Linked DNA regions of Homo sapiens: region 2 is linked to region 1. A link is an interaction called in ENCODE POLR2A ChIA-PET data of the cell type or tissue named here. Cell type or tissue: K562. All regions are shown on one strand.

Region 1 (2,500 bases):
AAGAATCATCTGACTTCATGAATTGTCAAGGGAAATATCATAGGAAGGAAGAGATGGGAATGGAAAAATTAAATACTTCTGTAAATTGCTTGGATCCTGTCTTTAACATACATTTTGTGATATGAGTTCCCACCATGTCTGCAAGTGATTTTGTTTATTAAATGCCCTTCACACACATTATTTTATCTAATTATGAAAACAATTCTATGTTGTAGGTTTGCTTGGCTCCATTTTGCACAAAAGGAAATCACTTCTGGTGGAATTTTAGTGATTTAGATGAAACTTACACTTGCCATGTGGCAGACTGGGGAGTAGACTCCAAATAAGAACTGTACTACGCAGCTTCTTTGCAAAATGCCATGCAGCAATTTTCTTTCGCTCAACACAATATTTCAAAAAGGTATTCATAGCTGCTCAATAAAGTGTTTCTTGGCCACAAAAGATTACCATGCTATAGGATTTACAAGATTAAAAGTAATAATTTGGGGCTGGGTGCAGTGGCTCACGAATGTAATCTTAGAACTTTGGGAGGCAGAGGCAGGTGGATCACTTGAGGCCAGGAGTTCGAGCCCAGCCTGGCCAACATGGTGAAACCCCGTCTCTATTAAAAATACAAAAATTAGCTGAGCATGGTGGCACATGCCTGTAATCCCAGCTACTCAGGAGGCTGAGGTAAGAGAATTGCTTGAACCTGGAAGGCAGAGCTTGCAATGAGCTGAGATCATGCCACTTCACTCCAGCCTGGGCAACAGAGCAAGACTCCATTTAAAAAAAAAAAAAGTAATAATTTGTTCTCCAGGCTGCGCTTCTATCTAGGCTTCTGTATATATAGTATATAGGTTTTCTGTTTTGCCTTTTGTTGTAAAGTTGTCAGGAGTCTGTCTTCGCTGCTATAGTATCTCTCCACCAGGAAACTTTCTTTTAATTTGCTATCTCTCAGGGGCTGTGAGATTGGAAACCAGACTACCATGTTAAAATCATTCATATAGCAAGCATTTATTGAGCCTCTTTTATTTATCATCAACAGTGCAGTAGCTGCTGATGATCTGAGCTCCTTTAGACTCAGTCCCTGTCCTCCAGGAATCTGCAGTCCAACGGAGAAGATAAGCACACAGAGAGAGGAACCCAACAGTGGAGCTCCAGATGCTAATGCAGATATGACACGCTGCTGTGAGTGCACAGGAGATGCGGAAACTAGCTCCGTCTCTGAGAACGGTTCTCGGAAGTGAGATGTGAGCTGGATTTTGAAGAATATATACAATTTTATTAAGCAAAACAGAGGAAGTGAGGGAATTACAGGCACAAAAGAACAGAGCATGAGAAAAGTCATGGTGTACTGGAAGGACTTGATGGATTTAGAAAAGGTAGACAACTTAAAATAACAAGTCAAGGAAGACGTTCTATAAAATAAACTTTGAGTCAGAGCTATAGGTAAAGGGCATGAGGTTAGTAGATGAACTTGTTGACATCTATTTTGGGTTTGCAGAGGACTTTTTTCTTACATTCTGGTTAGATGTGTTTGATATTATAATATATTTGGGCTATAAGTAGGTAAACTGTTATTGCCATATGGGACTTTTTTGCGTTGTGATTTTTTCCACTAATCAACCTCAGTTTACTCATAAGTACCCATGTATAGCTTACCTGTAACATGTACATACTAAAATATAACTGCAACCCACTAGAGTATGAGTTCCATGAAGGCATGACCATCTGTTTTCTTCATTGTTGATTCCCCAGCCCCTAGAGCACTTAAATGTTTGTTGACTGAATAAATGCACAAGTTCATTTATGTTGTGCTTTACATAAGTTTACCTACTTATAGTCTAATTATATAGTAATTTCAAACACATCTAACCAAAAAGTAAGAAAACAGGCCTCCGTAAACCCAAAATAGATGTCAACAAGTTCATCTACTAACCTCATGCCCTTTAGCTCTAGTTCTGACTCAAAGTTTATTTTATAAAACATCTTCCTCAACTGCTAACTTTAAATTGTCTAACTTTTCTAAATCCATCAAGTCGTGCAAATCATTTTCATGTCTATTACCTTCTTTTATCCTATTAACATGACACAAATAAAAGCAAGCACCATTTTAACTAAATGAGAAAGTACTCACCCATGCCTGGTTCCTCTAGCTCCCATCACTATGGCCTTAATGCTTCCGTGGCAACATTTAAGAATGGCGCACACATCCCTGCCTTTAGAGCTACTATTGGCTCATCCCCAAAACAGCCATGCAAATTTTTCTTCACAAGAAAAGCTTCTACAAATCCAACAACCAGCAGCAGTAGTGTTGACGATTTTGTTTTTTAGAGTATCTATGCCATCTGTTACATCTGGCTTATAACAGGGTGAGCTGAATTGACAAGTGATACCCAATTACAGTAATTATTCTAGGGTCCACAGAATCACCTGGAGGGCTTGTTAAAGCACAAATTGCTTCTCTCCCCCGCCTCTTTCTACTGCCAGTTTCTGCTTCAGTACACCTGGGGGGAGC
Region 2 (2,500 bases), 87 kb before region 1:
AATAGTCTGATTTTCCATGTTCTGAGTTGAATAAAGTGCCAGAGCCATGCCGGGTATCAATTAGAATAGGAGAAATGGGGCTGGTTATGATTCCACAAAGAACAATGCAAGTTCATCTATCTGGCCTTTATGCTTAAAATGCAGGGTCGCCCTACATCTGCAGCCACCCTAAGTAACCTGTATGTCTCCAGGTTCGACGTAGTAAGAGGGGACTGCACACTGGTGATAAGCTTATAGAAAATATTCCTTCACCTCTGCCACAGACCCTGCTGCTGCTCGAAACTGCCTTTCTTCTCAGTTTTGCTTTCCCTTTTCCTTTCCCCTTCCTCTTTCTTTTTTATTTCTCCTCAAATTCAAGAGGTCACTTAGGGTTGAGGTAAGAGAAGTAATGAAAAAGTGGGGAAAATATGAAGAAATGAATATTGCCCCAGCTTAAGATATTTAAGAACAAAGATCCTAAATCAGGCAGTGCTGTAAAAAATAAGCAAATGTTAGATGCACAAAGTGGAAAACGTATAATACTTTTTTTTTTTTTTTTGAGATGGAGTTTCTCTGTTGTTGCCCAGGCTGAAGTGCAATGGCACGATCTTGGCTCACCGCAACCTGCGCCTCCCGGGTTCAAGTGATTCTCCTACCTCAGCCTCCCGAATAGCTGGGATTACAGGCACACACCACCACACCCGGCTAATTTTGTATTTTTGGTAGAGATGGTCGACTGGTCTCGAACTCCTGACCTCAGGTGATCCACCCACCTTGGCCTCCCAAAGTTCTGGGATTACAGGCATGAGCCACCATGCCTGGCCAACAATACATTTTTGTTGCCGGTAGGGTAAGCACACTAGTGGGGCTAGAGAGGGCTGGGCATTTAGTGACAGAGGCTGGGCAGAATCCAGAGGACAGGCTTGGCAGTCAGATTCCTCTCACCTGATTTAAGTGCTAAAGAGGACAGATTTATTCTACTCCATCAGTATAAAATGTGGTGTGTACATTCTTAATATATATTTTTTATCTGTTAATAAACTGTATATACATTTACTGTGCTAATGTATTACTTATATTACAAATATCAGAAAACTAAAATGTAAAAGGACAGAATTCTAATGTTGTCTTCTTAAACACCCACATGGGACAACTATTGCTATCCTCAATGAAATGACAAGATCAAATCTAGATTTTAGAAAGAGGTATCTGGGATAGGGAAGAAGAGATGCATCTTTACAAAAAAGGTAGAGAACTTCCTCAGACAAAAAGGGGGGAAAATGCTGAATTCACCAAGTTAAGTGGATGCATTCTATGCCTCAGAACTTCTCACAGAGCCTTTTGCACATACATTTCTAGAGGGAGTGAGTTCTGAGGTGTTCCCCACTCTTTTTAGGCCCCAGAATGCTCTTTGAAAGAAACATATTGGGAAACCAGTTTCCCACAGAACACAGTGCGGGAATAGCTGATCTAAACTAATTTTCTCCATCCACTTAGAGTGTGCACTTCCCAATGCTGTGTAGCTAAACTTTTGTCCAGCTCATGGAAACTGTTTCGATAATGCAACCTCATGAGAGACTGAGTCAGAGCCACCCAGCAAAGCCACTTGCAGGTTCCTGGCCCTTAAAAACTATATAAGATAATGAATGTTTGCTATTTTAAGCTGCTAGATTCAGGAATAATTTGTTATACAGCAATAGGTAGCTAATACATCCCATAAATTCCATGCATGAGTATGTCTTAATTTTGTCTTATCATTTCTTTTTCCACTGATGATTCATGTGGCATTTTTATTTCATTTTCAGCATTTAATTGTGAGGATTATGGTAGGAAACCCAATTTCTTCAAGTTATACTATAAAAGATGAAAGTTGTTTGGGAAAGCTCCAAGCTTGAAAACATATAATATTGGAGGCAGGAGGGTCGCCTAGGGCAATCAGCAGGTAGGGAACATTTTCTACCGTTACTTCTACTTTGGTAATTGTCTGCTTTCCATTCTCTTTGTTCTTGCCTTCTGGGACTCCTGAATAGTAGAATATTAATAACATCTCTCCTTCACATCTCTCAGCTCTTGTGAGCTGTGGTTTCATTCCAGTGAGCTTTCTATGTCAATGAACTCCAGTCTATATTTCATGATTCAATAAACAAAGGTGGAAGGAAATGAGGTTCCAGCTTCTTAAAGGGGAAAAAAAAGAAACATAAGTTGTGACATCACCAAATCCAAGAGAAGCAGCATCTAAAGAATATTTTCAAATTCATTGAGAGGATGAATCAGATAAAAATAAATAAAGAATCCCAGGTTATGGCACGACAGTAACCATGTAGAGAAAAGCAGTCTTATAGAAGAGGTAGAGAGGGAAAAATAGATCAAATAAAGATTGAAAAGTGAGGAAATGGAGACCACTATTTTAGGAGACTTGCTGTGAAGAAAGAAGAAGAATAAAATGGTTTTCTGAAAAGGTACATGACATCAAAAGGAATCCAGAGTATTTTTTAAGATAGAGACTATTATTATGCCCTGT

Evidence for each region. Peaks named below come from ENCODE experiments on the same cell type or tissue, not always from the same donor. Only the 100,000 strongest peaks of a DNase experiment are listed, where the experiment ranks them.
Region 2: POLR2A ChIA-PET joins it to region 1 with 5 read pairs; 2 of 35 experiments call an interaction of 5 or more read pairs at or near these places.

What each region holds. Positions count from the first base shown.
Region 1 is chr4:154,455,322-154,457,821 of GRCh38, forward strand. All of the region lies in intron 1 of DCHS2 (dachsous cadherin-related 2), which reads right to left. Among named protein-coding and RNA genes, the nearest start is that of DCHS2, 35 kb to the right of the region's middle. In K562, no CTCF peak of the experiment used is centred here; a DNase peak (open chromatin) is centred at 1,150.
Region 2 is chr4:154,367,996-154,370,495 of GRCh38, forward strand. All of the region lies in intron 2 of DCHS2 (dachsous cadherin-related 2), which reads right to left. Among named protein-coding and RNA genes, the nearest start is that of DCHS2, 120 kb to the right of the region's middle. RefSeq lists an enhancer at 332-401. In K562, no CTCF peak of the experiment used is centred here; no DNase peak of the experiment used is centred here.